2 separate regions of the Homo sapiens genome follow, and region 2 is linked to region 1. Evidence: read pairs that join two places in POLR2A ChIA-PET (ENCODE). Cell type or tissue: MCF 10A. All regions are shown on one strand. Links, peaks and the distances in the headings refer to the core of each region. The heading gives the core; the rest is flanking DNA. Region 1 has its middle 45 kb from the start of LINC02606. Region 2 overlaps SPSB1 (splA/ryanodine receptor domain and SOCS box containing 1).

Region 1 (9,484 bases), core at 671-8,670:
GAGGCCAAGGCAAGAGAATCAGTTGAACCCAGAAGTTCAAGACCAGCCTGGGCAACATACCAAGACCCCATCTCTACAAAAAAATCAAAATATTAGCAAGTGTGGTGCCACACACATTTAATCACAGCTACTCGGGAGGCTGAGGCAGGGGAGGATCAGTTAAGCCCAGGAGGCTGAAGCTGTGGTGAGCTGTGATTGCGCCACTGCACTCAAGCCTAGGCGACAGAATGAGACCTTATCTCAAAAAAGAAATAAAGGCCGGGCATGGTGGCTCACGCCTATAATCCCAACACTTTGGGAAGCCAAGGTGGGTGGATTACTTGAGGTCATGAGTTCGAGGCCAGCCTGGCCAACGCAGTGAAATCCCATCTCTACTAAAAATACAAAAATTAGCCAGGCATGGTGGTGCATGCCTGTAGTCCCAGCTTCTTGGGAGGCTGAGACAGGAGAGTCACTTGAACCCAGGAGGCTGAGATTGCAGTAAGCCAAAGTTGCACCACTGCACTCCAGCCTAGGCAATAGAGAGAGACTCTGTCTCAAAAAATAAAGAAATAAAAAATAGGGGCTGGGCGTGGTGACTCATGCCTGTAATCCCAGCACTTTGGGAGGCCAGGGTGGGTTGGATCACTTGAGGTCAGGAGTTTGAGACCAGCCAGACCAACATAGTGAAACCCCCCATGTCTCTACTAAAAAATATATAAAATTAGCCAGGTGTGGTGGTGCTCACCTGTAATCCCAGCTACTTGGCAGGCTGAGGCAGGAGAATTGCTTGAACCTGAGAGGCAGAGGTTGCAGTGAGCCGAGATTGCACCATTGCACTCCAGCCTGGGCCATAAGAGCGAAACTCCATCTCAAAAACATCAAAGAAAGAAAGAGAGAGAGAGACAGAGAGAAAGGAAAGAAAGGAAGGAAGGAAGGAAGGAAGGAAGGAAGGAAGGAAGGAAGGAGAAAGAAGAAAGAAGAAAGAAAGAAAGAAAGAAAGAAGAAAGAAAGAAAAGAAAGAAAGAAAGAAAGAAAGAAAGGAAGGAAGAAAGAAAGGAAAGAAAGAAAGAAGAAAGAAAGAAGAAAGAGAGGGAGGAAGGGAGGGAGGGAGGGAAAGAAAGAAAGAAAAGAACGGAAGGAAGGCAGGCAGGCAGGCAGGCAGGCAGGCCGGCCAGGTGCAGTGGCTCACGCCTCTAATACCAACACTTTGGGAGGCCAAGGCCAGTGAATTGTCTGAGGTCAGGAGTTCAAGACCAGCCTGGGCAACATGGTGAAACCCCGTCTCTACTAAAAATACAAAAATTAGCTGGGCATGGTTGTGTGTGCCTGTAATCCCAGCTACTCGGGAGGCTGAGGCAAGAGAATCCTTTGAACCTGGGAGGCAGAGGTTGCGGTGAGCCAAGATTGCACCACTGCACTCCAGCCTGGGGGACAAAGTGAGACTCCATCTCAAAAAAAAAAAAAAAAAAAAAAGGAGTGGCTGGAGCCCACCCTGCAATGGAGGGATACCCTGGCTGCAAAGACTATGGAGCTGCCCCCAGCATCCTGCCAGGAGAAATGAAGGCTTTGGGGGCCAGGGTTCCAGAGATCCCTCAACCCGCCTCAAGCTTGTTAGTGATGCGGCACTACTCTCCATCCTCCAAACTGACGCCAGGCGGATACAAACCCCAGTTACACGGTACATGGGAAAATGATGCTGGGCCCTTTAAAATAATTAAGACCATGGCCTGCGGGCACAGGGAAAGTGCCTTCAGGCCGGGCGCAGTGGCTTGGCTTGTAATCCCAGCACTTAGGGAGGCTGAGGCAGGCGGATCACCTGAGATCAGGAGTTCAAGACCAGCCTGGCCAACACAGTGAAACCCCATCTCTACTAAAAATACAAAAATTAGCTGGGTGTGGAGGCAGGCACCTGTAATCCCAGCTACTTCGGAGGCTGAAGCAGGAGAATCGCTTGAACCCAGGAGGCAGAAGTTGCTGTGAGCCAAGATCGTGCCACTGCCCTCCAGCCTGGGCAGCTGAGCAAGACTCCATCTCAAATAAATAAATAAATAAGAATGTGCCTTCTACTTCCTTTATTCTCTCCTCCCCGGAGCTGGAGGTGAGGAGGGCAACTCAAGCCTAAAAATCCCACTGGCTTCAACCCAGGAGAGAACAGAGTGTATGATTCCATTTATATAAAGCACAAAAACAAGCAAAAGTAGCCAGTGAGGAGATGGGATGATCTGTGCAGCAAACGAACACGACACACGCTTACCTATGTAACAAACCTATACATCCTGCACATGTATCCCAGAACTTAAAAGTTACAAAAGAAACAGAAAACAAATAAACTAACAAGCAACCAGTGCTATGAGAAGTTAGAATGGCACTCACTTTGGGGGTACAGTGACAAGGACTGGGGAGTAAGGAGGACTCCTGGGGGTTGGCTGTGTGCCTACCCTTGATCTGGGCGTGTTCTGTTTGCAAAAATTGCAGTTTGTGAAGGGTATATGCTTATGGTTTGTACACTTTGTACATGGATATCAAACTTCAATAAGAAGTTTTTAAAATCTGTGGGCTCTAACCACAACGCAAAAATAAAATATTAGCACCGAGGTCTTGTGAGACTCTTCTGCTGTGTTAAAAGCGCTCCGTCGTAGGACCACGGGAAAACGAGCAATGTCCTTGCAAGAGAAGCCGGGATTTGATTTTTGGGTCACTGTTTTCCCAGGTGGTTGCAGGGCAGGGGGACGGTTGACTCATTTTCCCTGCTCCCCCCACCCCGCCCTCATCCCCACCATTTGGGGCTGGATGGGGGCCAAGGGCCGGGAGATTTGGGCTGTTGCCTTGGTGATGCTTAAATATTGGCTTCAAGTTGTGATGGTAAAATAAATACGCAAGAGGCTTGGGGAGCTCCAACCGGTCCTGCCCGCTGTTCCCAGGTCGCCATTCAAAACCACAAAGGTGGCTCAAGTACTGTGAAGCCTGGAACTCTCACCTGGGTGGACAGGGGACAGGTTAGGAGCAGGTTGTGTCCTGGATGCTCAGGGATCCAGGCTCGCTGCAGACGTCCACTCTGAATAGACGCTCCTGAAATTCTAGCTCAGTTTTCTGGAAATGTAGCGGCCAGGAATGCAAATCCTGAGCATGGGGAAGTTTGCTCAACCTGTAAAGGCTGGATGGGCACAGAGGGAGTTCGAGAGCTACAATTCTGCTGTCAGGAGACGTGCTTGCCTTCAGAAGGCAAGGGCAAAGAAAACAGAGCTGTGTCTAGAGGCCAGGAGCCAGGCCACATTCAGCCCCTAACCTGCCCCCTGTCCCCTGTCCCCCCCGCCAGGTGAGAGTTCCAGGCTTCACAATACTTAAGCCACTTTCGCAGCTTTGAATGGGAATCTGGGAACAGCCGGCAGGACTGGTTGGAGCTCCCCAAGCCTCTTGCTTATTTATTTTACCATCACAACTTGAAGCCAACAAGTAAGCATCACCAAGGCTTAAAAGATGCCTCAGGCCCATCCTGGAACCAGGAAGCAGAGGAGGTGAGATTCCCAACAGAGCCCGAGAAGACGAGGACCCCGGTGCAGGAAGCAGAGCAGAGCTTTGCCCAAGATAAACTCTCAGTTGTGGTCCTGCCTCTCTTGCCAAGATGCCGTTTGACTTGGAGGTGTATAGCAAGTTCTTAACTCCTCCGGGCCTCAGTTTCCCCATCTGCAAATCATTCTTTTTATAGACGAAGGCAGGAGAGAATAGGACTCCAGCCCTGGGAACACACCCTCCCAGGCGTATCCCAGCGCTCCCTGGCCAGGCAGCTGTGGCAGATGTGCAGAACATCTTTTCGGGTTTACAACTCGGCTGCCCTCAGGGAAGTGGAAACTGTTGGCCTCACCCATTCCCAAAGCATCCAAATCATAAACCGCCACTAAAGTCTTGGCTCAGAAGGTCTGATTGTCCTGCTGTGTGTGCAGGGGAGGGGAGAACACACAACACTGGGCAGGGGTGGGGTGGGGACAGCTCCCTCCGGGCCAAGTTGAAGCACTAGGCAGAGCTGGGAGGGGCCCTGAGTGTTTGACAACCAGCATGAGGTCACAGCCATCCTCCTCCTGGGGTGTGATGTGTCAGCAGGCAGCGATTGGCCTGTGGGCCATGATTCACAGCGGCAAGCATCCCTATTGAAGGCCTCGGCCCTCGGCCCTGCAGCTGCCCTTCACAGCAGACTCCTCACTTTCCCTCCGCCTCCGTCCTTCAAGGGCTCCAGCCTCAGCCGCCAGCCAGCAGGGAAGGGTGACACCCAGCAGCGGCAGGAGCTGGGGGCCCCTGGATACCCCGGGATGGTCCCCTCCAGGGCCACAGGCTGCTGCTCTGAAAAGTGACAGATCTATCCTGACGGTCCCTCTTCCTGTGTCCACACCTCCTACCTCCCACCCCTGCAGGAGGCAGCACAAGGATCCTAGTGGTTCTTTATTGAGCACCTACTATGTGCTGTGTATCAAAGGCTTTGGGTGATAACTGTCCTTTGAGAGGGTGTGTTCATTTCCTGGGGCGGCCATTTCAAGTCATCATAAACTGTGTGGCTTAAAAGAGCAGAAATGAGTTCTTTCACAGCTCAGGAGTCGAGAAGTCCAAAATCAAGATATCAGTGGGCCACAATCCCTCTGAAGCCTTTAAGAAAGAATCCTTCCTGGCCTCTTCCAGCTTCTGGGGGCTCCAGGCGTTCCCCGGCTGGTGGCCACATCACCCCACTCTCTGTCTCTGTCTTCCCACAGCCGTCTCCCCTCTGTGAATGCCTCCATGTCTCCTCTTCTTATAAGCACACCAGCTGTTGGATATAGGGCCCACCCTACATCCAGGATGATGTCATATCAGAATCCTTAATTAATTACCTCTGCAAAGACCCTATTTCCAAATAAGGTCAAATTCTGAGGGTCTGGGTGGACATGAATCATGGGGGCCCACTACAGAGGGGCAGTATCAGTGCCCCCTTCGTACACATGAGAAAACTGGGGACCAGTGATGTGAAGTGCTTTGCACGGAGTCCCTCAGCTGGGAAGTGGTAGAGTCAGGATTTGAACCCAAGTCACCTGGCCCAGGACCCACCACTATACTGTCTTTGCCAGAACCTGACCTCTTCGAGAATTCCTGTCCTGCAACATCCAAGCAGCGGGGAAACAGGTGGGAAATCCTCGGCCTTCAAGAGCAAAACCTAGTCCTGGCCAGGAGCGGTGGCTCACGCCTGTAATCCCAGCACTTTGGAAGGCTGAGGTGGGAGGATCACTTGAGCCCAAGAGTTCAAGACCAGTCTGGGCAACATAGCAAGACCCCTGTCTCTACAAAAAATCAAAAATTAGCCAAGTCTGATGCTGCACACCTGTGGTCCCAGCTACTCGGGAAGCTGAGGCAAGAGAATCACTTGAGCCCAGAAGGTTGAGGCTGCAGTGAGCGGTGATCATGCCACCTCACTCAGCTTAGTTGACAGAGTGAGACCTTGTCTAAAAAACAAACAAACAAACAAACAAAAATGTGGTTCCATACCCCAGTTATTCTCTAACTTCAACTTGTGGGAAAATCCCTGAAAGGAGCTTGCAAAATCACCTTGAGATTCTGACCTATTCAGTGGGTGATAGTGGGCGCAGGCAGACTAGACCCCCAGGCCGGACCTCAGCCTGTCTCCAGCTCAAAGAAGGAGCAGAGACTGGGCTCGGTGGGTCACGTCTGTAATCCCAGCACTTGGCAAGGCTGAGAAAGGTGGATCACCTGAGGTCAGGAGTTCAAGACCAGCCTGACCAACATGGAGAAACCCAGTCTCTACTAAAAATACAAAACTTAGCTAGGTGTGGTGGTGCACGCCTGTAGTCCCAGCTACTGGGGAGGCAGAGGCAGGAGAATCACTTGAACCTGGGAGGCAGAGGTTGCAGTGAGCTGAGATTCTGCCACTGCACTCCAGCCTGGGTGACACAGTGAGACTCTGTCTCAAAGAAAATAAAAATCAGAGAGGAGCAGAGAGCACAGTTCAGCCCAAGGGACCGGTCCCCATGTCCACGCCAGACAAGCATAGTGCCAGCCTGCTGGGGACCAGAAGTCGTCATCCCACCACGGCCGGCTTGCATTGAGCAACCCAAGGAAGAGGGTTTGGATGGAAACTCCGGTTCCTGAAGGAGCCAGTGCAGGCTCGCTCTGGGAGAGCCCCAAGGCAGCTCTGGGCTCTGCCCAAATCCCAGCATGGAGGATTCGCTCAGAAAGTGAGCCAAAACCCTCTTTCCTCTTTACAATTCCAGTGTGAATGGCTCCTCCCCAAGCCCAGCCCTTTCTCGTGGTGGCGTCACCAAGCATCCCCCGCGCCAAGCAATGATGGAAATTCGCTGCTCCAAGTCTTCCCGGCCCGCTGGAGCTGCAGCTTGGACCCTAAGTTGTGACAGCACCCTCCCCTCTGCCCACAGCCCAGAGGAACACAGGTGCAGCTGGCTAAAGGTCCACCAGGAAAACCCACTCACCAGCTCACCTCTGAACAAGACGTCCCTGGCACCTCACTAGAGCTTGCTCGACGAGATCTCATGAAAATACAGGAACTGGCCTCTGGAGAAGCCACAGAGGCATGCCTTTGGTCCCAGCAGTGGGCTACAGCCCTGCCAGCCACCATGCCTGGAACTACCCTGTAGTAGCCTCTGGCTTAAAATCCACTGCGGGTCCCAAACCCTCTGAAGTTTAAGAGGGGAGAAAACAGGCAGAAGGGGAAGGAAAGGAGTCACCTCACCTAGCAGCCCCTATGGATGGGGGAGTGTCCCAGGATGCCTGGGGATGAGGGGCAGGGACAACTGTCATTTTAAAATTTTTTTACTGAGGTGAGATTTGCACTACATAAAAATCACTATTTTATTTTTTTAGTTTATTATTATTTTTTTTGAAGTGGAGTCTCGCCTTGTCACCCAGGCTGGAGTGCTGTGGTGCAATCTCAGCTTACTGCAGCCTCTGCCTCCCAGGTTCAAGGAATTCTCCTACCTCAGCCTCCCAAGTAGCTGGGAGCACAGGTGCCTGCCACCACACCCAGCTAATTTTTGTATATTTAGTAGAGAAGGGCTTTCACCATGTTGGCCTGGCTGGTCTCAAACTCCTGACCTCAAGTGATCCGCCCACCTCAGCCTCCCAAAGTGCTGGAATTACAGGCATGAGCCACCATGCCAGGCCAAAATTCACCCTTTTTAAAGTGAACAGTTTGCCAGTCGTGGTGCCTCATACCTGTAATTCCAGCACTTTGGGAGGCTGAGGCAGGAGGTGACTTGTGCCCAGGAATTCAAGACTAGCCTGAGCAACATAGTGAGACCCCATCTCTAAAAAAAAAAAAAAAAAAAAATTTTTTAATTAGCTGAGCATGGTGGCATGCACCTGTAGTCCCAGTTACTCGGGAGCCCAAGTGGGGAGGAGTGCTTGAGCCTAGGACCTAGATCGAGGCTGCAGTGAGCTGTAACCACACCACTGCACTCCAGCTTGGGCAACAGAGTGAGACCCTGTCTCAAATAAATAAATAAAATTAAAGTGAACAATTTGGTGGCATTTAATACAATCACAATGTCATGCAACCATCACCTCTGTCTAATTCCAAAACATTTTTATCCCCCCAAAAAGGAAACTCCCTACCCATGAAGCAGTCACTCCTCCTCATGCCCCATCACTCCCGTCACCCACTAGTCAGCATTCTGTCTCTATGATTTATGCATTCTGGGCATTTCATACAAATGGAGTCAGACATCTGCACAGCTCCCTTCTCTCCTTGTCCTGACCTCCCTTCAATCCAGGTGACTGCCTCACCCCCTGCTTTCAGGGGCAGGCACATGACCCAAGTCATGCAAATCAGAGTCATCATGATCAGTTTCTGAAGGGAGCTTGTGACTCAATCCCAGCCCATGAGAACACCCTCAGGACATCTGCTGAATCTGCAGGATAGGAGGCTGGAGTCGCTGGCAGCCACCTTTACTGCCACCCAGGGCACAGTTTCTGAGGGGAGCTTATGACTCAATCCCAGCCCATGAGAACACCCTCAGGACATCTGCTGAATCTGCAGGATAGGAGGCTGGAGTCGCTGGCAGCCACCTTTACTGCCACCCAGAGCACACCCACTTGAGAATGAGACCCACACGGAGGAAAGCAGAGACAAAGGGGAGGCCCATTCTTGTCAATATCACCTGAGCTCCTGGATCCACCTCTGCCTGAAGGCAGAACTAGCCTTAGAGGCTGTTTACTTTTGAAAACCATTAACACCTTCTGTACTTAAGTTAGTTGGAACTGGATTTCTGTAATTTGCAACTAAAAGAGACCTGATTAATATTTGTGGCAAGGGGGACTCCAGTTTCACTCTCCTGCCTTGGCACCTTCCCATTCCTTGTGGAATAAAATGCAACCTCCCTCTTAAGGGGTCCTCCCTCCCCTTTCAGGCTTTGTACCCCTGCCTCTCGGTTAACACACCAGCTCCACAATTCTCACACACACACATGCATGACACACCCACATGCACACACACATATGCACCCATAGACACATGCACATATACACACACATATGCACCCACACACACGCATGCATACACATACACGCTTCACACACATGTGCATACACATGCACCCACACACATATACACACACATACACACCCACACACATACACATGCATACACATATGCTACACACACATGAACACACATGCACCCAGACACACATGTATACACATATATACACACCTATGTACATATACACATGCATGCACACATGCTACACACACATATGCACATACATGCACTCACAGACACGCATATGCACATGCATTTACACACAAGCATACACACACATTACACACACATATGCACCCACAGACATACACACGTGTACACATGCATATACACACATTCATACACCCACACTACATACATGCACCTGCAGACATACACACGCATATACACATGAATTTACACACATGCATACCCACATGCTACACACACATATCCACCAACATACATACACATATACACATGCATATACACACATGCATACCTACACACTACACACATATACACTCACAGACGTACACACATATACACATGCATTTACACACGTGCATACCCACATGCTACACACACACATGCACCCACAGACATACACACACATATACACATGCATTTACACACCTGCATACCTGCATGCTACACACATATCCACCAACAGATATACATACACATATACACGTGCATATACACACATGCATACCCGCACACAACGCTTCCTCCTGCCACAGGGTCCTTGCTCTTGTCTCCTTTGCCAGGACACTCTCATCGCCCCCTCCCCAGCCCCCAAACGCTTACTCATCCTTTCACACTCGATTCAGGCGTGACCTCCTCCAAAAAGCCTTCCCTGACTCAGCGCCCTCCTCTCCTCCATCTGGAAGGTGGCCTCCCGGACCCCCGCAACCCCATGCGTGGTTCCTCGCAGCAGTTGCCCTCAGGCTCCTGTCAGTTATCTGTCTGTGTCTCCCGTCTGCCCCCTGC
Region 2 (9,484 bases), core at 919-8,918, 170 kb before region 1:
ATGCCGGCTTAAGAGAGACCTGGCCCTGGGAAGAATCAGTGGGTTTCAGGGCTCTTAGGAAGGGGTGGGCCTGCCTGGGGCCCTGGTGATGTCACTTTGGAGCTGGGTGAGGCCGTTTCTTGGGCTGCTGTAGTAAGGCTGGATCCACCCTTCAGTGGGTCCCTCTGGGCTGCTGCAGAATCTCACCCCCTTGGAATCATCACAGATGTTGAATTTCTTCACCAGAGCTGGGGAATGGGGTGGGGGCCTAGCCCGTGGAAGCCAGCGCTGCCCTCCCACCCCCATGGTGTGTGCCGTGCTCCCTTCCTGCACCTGCCCCTCCTCCTGGGTGGATGGAAACTTGCCTGCAGACGCATTTTCAAATTCAGCGAAACCTCTGATTCTTACGGTGTTCATGAGTTCGTCTGGGCATTTTGTATCAATTTTTCTCGAGAAATAGGTTGTAGCTGGTGTGCATGACTCAGTGTATCTTTTGGTTCTGAAAAATTTTATCAGACGACAGCACAAGGTCAGGTACAGGTGTGCCTCAGTCTGCCCAGGGGTGTGTTATCCTCTCCCCAGCCCTCAACACTAGATCAGTGAAATCCAGACTCTAAGGGACTTCGATTTTGGACTTTCAGTGAGTGCTCTCCCCTCCCCCAGTTATCTGATAACATCTCCCCCAGTCTAAAGTTCCACTGGCAGCCAGGTGCCCGGCTCTGTGCTACAGAGTGCTTTATGGACGTGACTTTGTTTGAATCCTAAGCATAATAATAGCGGGAAATGGTTTCATGGTTTCACGGTGCGTGCGAGTACTGGCTCTGATCTGAGTCCTTGACGCATTGACTCATGGGCTTCCTGAGGACCCTGAGAAGTGGGTTTTGCCTCCATGTCCATTCTGCTGAGGATTGCAGGTAACTTGGCTAAGGTCTCGCGGCAAGGGAATGGTGGAGCCAAAACTCGAATCCAGACTTGGCACCCAAGCCCTTCACCAGTAAGTTTGTCACCTCCACCACCTGAGCCTTTTCTTCAAGAAGCATGGGCTCATTTTTTTAGTGAAATTTTTTGTTATTATGGAAAATGTCAAACACACCAAAGTTAGAGGCAGAGTATAATGAGCGATCAGGTTTCCTCACCTCGCATGCACACACATACACATACTCACATATGCACATGCATACTTATGCTCACAGAAGATGTGCACATGTGTACACACACATACATATGCACACACATATATGCACACATACACACACACGCTGGATTATTTTGAAGCAAATACAAGATGTCAGGTCATCTGTAGCTTCTTCCTAAGAAGCATTTAAAGGAAGCATCACATCTCAAAGAGGTTGACTGTTACTCTATGCGGGGCAAGAGTCGGGAGATGTACGTCCTTTCTGACTTGGGCTTGAGGCTCCTTCCTTGCTTGGACAAAGGGAGGATGGCAAAACCCAACAGCACATTGGGGGATCTGTCCTGCTGCCAACCCCCTGAAACCTTTGGGAAGCTGCCTGTTTGCTTTGTGTTTTAAAAGTTCTGTTCATTGCCCAACGTTAAAAATAAATGAGTCCAGTGGTCATGAGACAGACCACATCAACAACAGGCTTAGGCTCTCGGGGCCTTTCTTGGAGATGGGGAAGAGAATCCGCCAAGGCACAGCCCAGCCTTGCCTGCCATTGAGGTCCAGACCTTGTGCAATGCAGGCATGGGATTTGTGGCAGGGCTGGGTGTCAGGAGATGTGACTGTGAGAATGGTTTGTCAACAAGCTCTGAATCTGACCTGAAGCTTAGCCTGACCCTCTTGAGTTTACTGCGTAGGCGATGGGTGGAGGAATCCAAGAACCTCTGCCACCCTTGGGCGTCTCTTGGAAAACTAGGGAGGCATTGGGTGATTTGAGCACAAGATGAAGAAAATATCAGGATGCAAACTCCACACTTGAGAAATGACTGCTGAGTAGGAATATAGGATTCCAGGGTTGGAAAAACCTACCTGTGACAAGGGCTTGACGGGTGCCCCAGTTGTGAACACACCTTGCCAGACAGTCAGAGTGTGGCCAATCTGGTCACACCCTTTCCAAGGTCAGAGTGAGGAGCTGCACTCCACACCAAGAGAACCACTTGAGTTTTCTAATTTATACAAGCAGACACCAAGGGAGCATGTGTGGGAGTGGATATTAGGATGTGGAACGAACATGAAGTTGGATCTGGCCGAATTTATGGATATGGGCCCACTAAGCGGAGATTCTGCACTTGATGTTGTAGCTCAGGGGGTTAAGAAGAGATCTGTTTGGTTGGCTGACTGGAACATGGATCAAAGGATGACCCACTGTGAGTAAGTTGGAGTTTCTGGGTCTCCTTTGGTTTAATGTAGAGTTAGGGATTCATAGGCTTAGGTTTCATGTAGAGTTAGGGATTCAAAGGCTTAGGGACATTGGAATGCTGGAGTGGATTTGTCTCTTAAAAGCTACTCACCCACACTGGGAAGGTTCAGAAGACAGATCTTTCACGCATACGTTGAGAAATAGATTTGTGAGGGGGCCCCAGCATCCCTGAAGAGCTCCGTGATCCAGCCCTTACAGTGGGAGCCGCAGTCACTCAAATGGAAAACTTAAATGCAACGGGAGTAATTGCATTTGGAGTGCAGCGGCCAAGTGGCAGTACTCAGCCATCCAAGGCAAGGTGAGTGTGGTTACCTAATGGACGGCAGAGGCAAAGCTGCCGTCAGAATAGTCTGACTTGTGTGGATCTATGGCATTGGATAGTTAATCATGGTGTTCCTAGAAGTGAAATAGACAGGAAACCCGTGAAATTCTTACTTGATCTTATAAGTTACTTGATTCTTTTAAGTTTTCTGTATAAGCAGAAACTTACAGGTCAAATGAAAAAAAGTCTAACTTGAATAATTAAAACAGAAAAATAATTAAAACAGAAAATCACAGCCCTCAATCAACTTCCCAGACTTAACCCAGTTTACACAACTAAGCCCCCATGAATGAATGAATGAGTGAATGAATGAATGAGTGAACGAATGAATGAATAAGTGAACGAATGAATGAATAAGTGAATGAATAAGTGAATGAATGAATGAATGAATTGGAAGCTGGATCCCTTTGAAGAAGGACCTCAGTACACTAGAGAAAGTTTATGCTATTAATTTTTCTCCTAGCCTTCCCCAAAGGGACCTGTGACCTTTTACCAGAGTGAATATGTATTGAGGAAAGGGAAATAATTAGATTGTTCGGGGATAACTGGTTACTGAACTGATACTGATTCCAGGAAACCAAAAATATCACTCACTGTGGCCCACTAGTCAGAGAAGGGGCTTATGGAGGTCAGGTGATCAATGGAGTTTTAGCTTAGGTTTGACTCCTGGTGGCTCCCGTGGATCCCTGAACCCATCCTGGGGTTATTTCCTGGTTCCAGATTCAAAGTTGACATACTTAGCACCTGGCAGAATCCACACACTGGTTCCCTGCCTTGTGCGGTGAGGGCTGTTATGGTGGGAAAGGCCAAGTGGAAACCATTAGCGTTGCCTCTGCCTGGGAAAATAGTACATCAAAAGCAACATTGCATCCCTGGGGTGGGGCTGCCGAGATTAGCACCACCATCAAGGACTTGGAGGAGGCGGGGGTGGTGACCCCCACCACATCCCCATTCAACTCTCCGATTTGGCCTGTGCAGAAGACAGATGGACTTTAGAAACTGATAGTGGATTATTGTAAACTTAACCAAGTGGTGACTGCAAAATTCACACATCTCTGGTCCCTGCTACTGCATGCAGCTGTTGATCTGACGAATGCCCTTCTCTTTATACCTGTCCATAAGGCCCAGCAGAAGCAGTTTGCATCCAGCTGGTAAGGCCGGCAATGCCCCTTGGCGGTCTGGGCTGATGGGTATATCAGCTCTCCAGCCCTATGTCACAGTTTAGTTCACAGTCATCTTGATCACCTTTCCCTTCCACAGATATCATACTGGGGCTGGGCACGGTGGCTCACTCCTGTAATCCTAGCACTTCAGGAGGCCGAGGCAGGAGGATCGCTTGAACTTAGGAGTTTGAGACCAGCCTGGGCAACACAGTGAGACGTCATCTCTCTCTCTCTCTCTCTCTTTTTTTGAGATGGATTTTTTGCTCTTGTTGCCTAGGCTGGAGTGCAATGGTGCAATCTCGGCTCACTGCAACCTCCGCCTCCCGGGTTCAAGCAATTCTCCTGCTTCAGCCTCCTGAGTAGCTGGGATTACAGGCATGCGCCACCACACCCAGCTAATTTTTTGTATTTAGTAGAGACAGGGTTTCACTATGTTGGTCAGGCTGGTCTTGAACTCCTGACACCAAGTGATTCACCCGCCTTGGCCTCCCAAAGTTCTGGGATTACAGGCATGAGCCACTGCGCCCGGGCCGACATCATCTCTATAAATTTTTTTTTTTTTTAAATTAGCCAGGCATGATGGTGTGTGCCTGTGGTCCCAGCTACTTGGGTGGCTGAGGTGGGAGGATCGCTTGAGCCTAGGAGGTCAAGACTTGCAGTGAGCAGTGATTGTGTTACTTTACTCCAACCTGGGCAACAGAGTAAGACCCTGTCTCAAAAAAAAAAAAAAAAAAAGGGTCTCATGCTGGTCCATTACATTGATGTCATCATGCTTCATTGGACCTAGTGAGCAAGAAGTCGCAACCACTGTAGCCTTATTGGTAGGACATTTACATGTCAAGCGATGGGAAATAAATTCTACTGAAATTCGGGGACCTTCTCCCTTAGTGAAATTTCTCGGGGTCCAGTAGTGTCAGGCCTGTGAAGGTATCCCCTCTAAGGTGAAGAATAAGTTGTTACAGCTTTCCTCCTGCAACCAAGAAAGAGGCACAATGCCTCGTGGGCCTGTTTGGACTTTGGAGGCAACACATTCCTCATTTGGGTGTGTTACTCCAGCCCATTTGCTGAGTCACCCTAACGCTTCTAGTTTTGAGTGGGGCCCGTAGCAGAAGACTGCAACAGGTCCAGGTTGCTGTGCAACCTGCTTTGCCACTTGGGCCACCAGCAGATCCAGTGGTGGTTGAGGTCAGCGGCAGACAGGGAGGCTGCTTAAAGCCTTTGGCAGGCCCCTGTAGATGAATCGCAGTACAGGCCTTGGGATTTTGGAGCAAGGCCCTGCCATCATCCACAAATAACTTCATTCCTTTTGAGAGACAGCTCTTGGCCTAATACTGGACCCTAGTAGAGACTTAATGTTTGACCATCAGCCACGAAGTTGCCATGTGACCTGAGCTGCCCATCATGAAGTGGGTGTTATCTATGATCTGACCGACCAAACCAGACATTGGGCATGTGTGGCAGAACGCTGCCATCGAGAGGAAGTGGTATATATGGGATCAGGTCTGAGCAGGTCCTGAAGGCACAAGTAAGTGACATGAGGAAGTGGTCCAAAGGCCCATGGTTCTTACTTTGCCCACTGCCTTCTCTCTCCAGCCTGTATCTATGGTCTCCTGGGGAGTTCCCTCTGATCGATTGACAGTGGAAGAGAAGACTTAGTCAGCCTGGTTTGCAGATGGCTACAGATGGCTCTGCACTATATGAAGGCACAACCCGAAAGTGGACAGCTGCAGCACTATAGCCCCTTGCTGGGACACCTCTGAAGGATGGGGGTGAAGGGAAATCCTCCCTGGCAGAGCTTCGGGCAGTGCACCTGGTTGTGCACCTTGCTTCGAAGGAGAGATGGCCAGATGAGTGATTATATACTGATCCATGGGCTGTGCCTGATGATTTGGCTGGATGGTCAGGGATTTGGGGACTTGGAAAGAGTATGATTGGAAGATTGGTGACAAAGAAAGCTGGGGGCCTGGCATAGTGGCTCACACCTGTAATCCCAGCACTTTGGGAGGCCAAGGTGGGAGGATTGCTTGAGCCCAAGGAGTTCGAGACCAGCCTGAGCAACATAGTGAGACTCCCCGCCCCCGCCATCTCTACAAAAATAAAAAATTAGCTGGGCGTGGTAGCTCATGCCTGCAGTCCCAGCTACTTGGGAGGCTGAGGTGGGAGGATCACTTGAGCCTAGGAGGTTGAGGCTGCAGTGAGCTGTGATTGCTCCAGCCTGGGCAACAGAATGAGACCCTGTATCAAAAAACCCAACCAAACAAAAAAGCAATTGGGGGAAGATGTATGTGGATAGACCTGAGTGCGCACAGGACACGGATAGACCTCCCGAGTGCGCACAGGACATGAGGTATGTGGGTAGGATGACCTAGGTGGATTCTCGTCAGCCTCTTTCCCTGGCCACCCCTGTCATCGCCTGGTGGGCTCAGGAACAAAGTGGTCATGGTGGCAGAGATGGAGGTGATGCATGGGCTCAGCAGCATGGACTGCCACTCACCAAAGCCGACCTGGCTATGGCTACCACTGGCTGCTAGTCTGCCAGAAGCGGAGACTAACACTGAGCTCCAGTATGGCCCCATTCCCCGGGATGATCACTGCACCTGGTGGAAGGCACATTGGACCACTTCTGTTTTGGAAGGGGCAGCGTTTTGTCCTTACTGGAGCAGGCACTTATTCTGGATACAGATTCGTCTTCCCTGCACACAGTGCTTCTGCCAAAGTCACCATCCATTGATTGACAGAACACCTTTCCCACTGTCACGCTGTCCGTGTAGCACTGCTTCCAGGGAGCTCACTTCACAACCAAGGAAGTGTGGCACTGGGATCATGTGCAGGGAATTGGCCGGTGAGCACGAGCCCACTGGTTTCGCCTATCATGCTAAGTGGAACTACGGTCTTGTTATTGCCTTTATTTGGAAATTAAGTATGGTTTAAGAAGATGCCAGTGGGTGCCTATGGGTGCCAGTTGGTAAGGGGTGGACCTGTGATGATTGATTTTGGATGTCAACTTGACTAGATTAAGGAATACCCAGGTAGATGGTAAAGCATTGATTATTCTCTATGCTTCAGTACACACTGAGCCTGTCCCTTTTCTGCTGACAGGGAAGCCCAGTGGTTTGACATTGTGTAGAATGATCGGGCTGCCCCAGATGTGTCTGTGAGGGTGTTTTTGGAGGACACTGGCAATTGAGTCACTCAACTGGGTGGGGAGGATCTGCCCTCCATGTGGGCAGGCACCATCCAGTCAGCCGGGGGCCTGGAAGAAGGGTGAATCCTGGCTCTCTGTCCCGGAGCTGGGATGCTCTTCTCCTGCGCTTGGATGTCAGAACTCCAGGTTCTCTGGCCTTTGGACTCTGGGACTCGTACGAGTGGTCTCCGGAGTCTTTGACCTGGGACTGGGAATGACCACGTTCCCCACCATCCTGAAGCAGCTGACTTGAAAGAAGGGCAGTAGAGTCTTTTGAAGTTGCAATTACAATGCCAGCTAGGTGACAATACTTTGTAGGGCTGGGTCAGGGGTCTTCAAAAGGCTCTATGTACTCTGTATCAGCATCCAATATATGGTGCTGGTTTCTCCCGTAGCCAGGATTCACGGGTCCAGGAATCAAGGGGAGGAAATGGGAGTGGCACTGCGCATCATATCCCCTAGGGACCCGCTAGCGAAATTGTTGCTTCCTGTTCCTGTGACTTTATGCTCTGCTGGCCTGGAGGTCTTGGTTCCAGAGAGAGGAATGCTCCTACCAGGAGACACAACAGTGATTCCATTGAACGGGGGGTAAGGCTGCCACCTGGCTTCTTTGGGCTCCCTGTGCCTCTGGGTCAGCAGGCTGAGAGGGGAGTGATGGTGTTGGCTGTGGAGATTGATCTGGACTACCAAGGGGAAATTGATCTGGACTGCTCCACAATGAGGCAAGGAAGAGTGTGTCTGGAGTACAGGATACTCCTTAGGGCATCTGTTAGTATTACCATGCCCTGTGATTAAGTCAATGGGAAATTACAAGGATACAATCCAGGCAGGACTGTGAATGACTCAGACCCTTCAGGAATGAATGTTTGGGTCACTCTGCCACTTAAAGAACCACAGCCAGCTGAGGTGCTTGTTGCAGACGAAAGGAACACAGAACAGGACAGAGGGAGGTAGTTATAATAAATACCAGCTCCAACCACGTGACCAGTTACAGAAACAAGGGCCAGAATTGCTGGGAGTATTTCCTCCCTATTTTGTTCAGAATACGGTTGTATGCATTTACATGTATATTAGGCAAATATCTGTTTTCTTTCCTCTCTTACTCCTTATTCTTAGAACATGTGTTGAGTCTATAGCAGTATTTAAGTATTAATTTTACATCATAGTATTTAAGTTATTGAGTATCAGAGGAGAGAGGAGTGAATAGCACTCAAGGACTGTACCTCCTCTCTGGAGAAGGGATTAATGTGTCTTTGCTATGCAGGATAGTAGTGTCACGATAGGTGGAACTATGACCTTGATACTGTCCTTGGAGATTAAGTATGGTTTAAGGAGATGCCAGTGGGTGCCTCTGGGTGCCAGTTGATAAGGGGCGAACCTGTGATGATTGATTTCAGATGTCAACTTGACTAGACTAAGGAATACCTGGATAGATGGTAAAGCATTGATGATTCTCAATGCTTCAGCACACACTGAGCCCATCCCTTTTCTGCTGACAGGGAAGCCCAGTGGTTTGGCATTTGTGTAGAATGATTGGGCTGCCCCAGGTGTGTCTGTGAGGGTGTTTTTGGCATTGGAGTCACTGGACTGGGCAGGGAGGATCTGCCCTCCATGGGGTCAGCCACCGTCCAATCAGCTGGTGGCCTGGATGGAACAAAAAGCTGGAAGAAGGGCGAATCCTGGCTCTCTGTCCCGGAGCTGGGACATCCTCCTTCTCCTGCACTCGGATGTCACAACTCCAGGTTCTCTGGCATTTAGACTCTGGGACTCATACCATTGGTCCCCGGGGTCTTTGGCCCGGGGCTGAGAATGACCCCATTGGTCTCCCTGGTTCTGAGGCCTTCAGACTTGGCTGAGCCACACTCCTGGCTCCCCTGGGTCTCCAGCTTGCAGATGGCCTGTAGTGGGACTCAGCCTCCATAACCGATGAGCCAGTTCCCCTAACCCATCCTTTCTCATCTGTCTCTCCCTCTCGATCCTATGGGTTTTGCATCTCTGGAGAATCCTGGCTAATGCAGTTATGGTCGCCTTAAGAATCTGGTGGAGAGGAAGCTGGAGCTGGAAGGCCAGGGAGATGGCGGTTCATATCCCTGACCTGCCAGTTGGGATGGAAGCTTGTGGCATCTCCAAGGTGGCATGGGTAAGCTTCGGTAACTAGTTGAATGTGGGGTGTAGAGAAGGGTGAAGAATTGCAGGTGCCTCGGGTTCCCAGCTAGTTTGGGGGTCATCGTGAATAATGACCTACAGGCTGGGGGACTAGGTCCATGGAGGTGCTTTGAACCTGTCCTAAGTGGAAGTGGTCCAAGTGGACGTGTCCAGATGGCAACTGGGCTCAACGCTCAAGCAATCCTCCCACCTCAGCCCCCCAGTAGCTGGGACTATCGGTGCACACCACCACCCCCAGCTAATTTTTAAATTTCTCACAAAGACGGTGTCTCCCTATGTTGCCCAGGCT

The links. Peaks named below come from ENCODE experiments on the same cell type or tissue, not always from the same donor. Only the 100,000 strongest peaks of a DNase experiment are listed, where the experiment ranks them.
Region 2: POLR2A ChIA-PET joins it to region 1 with 5 read pairs; 6 of 35 experiments call an interaction of 5 or more read pairs at or near these places.

The regions. Positions count from the first base shown.
Region 1 is chr1:9,469,165-9,478,648 of GRCh38, forward strand. No RefSeq gene overlaps it. Among named protein-coding and RNA genes, the nearest start is that of LINC02606, 45 kb to the left of the region's middle. RefSeq lists an enhancer at 4,148-4,699. In MCF 10A, for the core only: no CTCF peak of the experiment used is centred there; DNase peaks (open chromatin) are centred at 4,077 and 7,847.
Region 2 is chr1:9,295,403-9,304,886 of GRCh38, forward strand. All of the region lies in intron 1 of SPSB1 (splA/ryanodine receptor domain and SOCS box containing 1), which reads left to right. Among named protein-coding and RNA genes, the nearest start is that of SPSB1, 7.3 kb to the left of the region's middle. RefSeq lists an enhancer at 9,466-9,484. In MCF 10A, for the core only: no CTCF peak of the experiment used is centred there; DNase peaks (open chromatin) are centred at 4,909 and 7,899.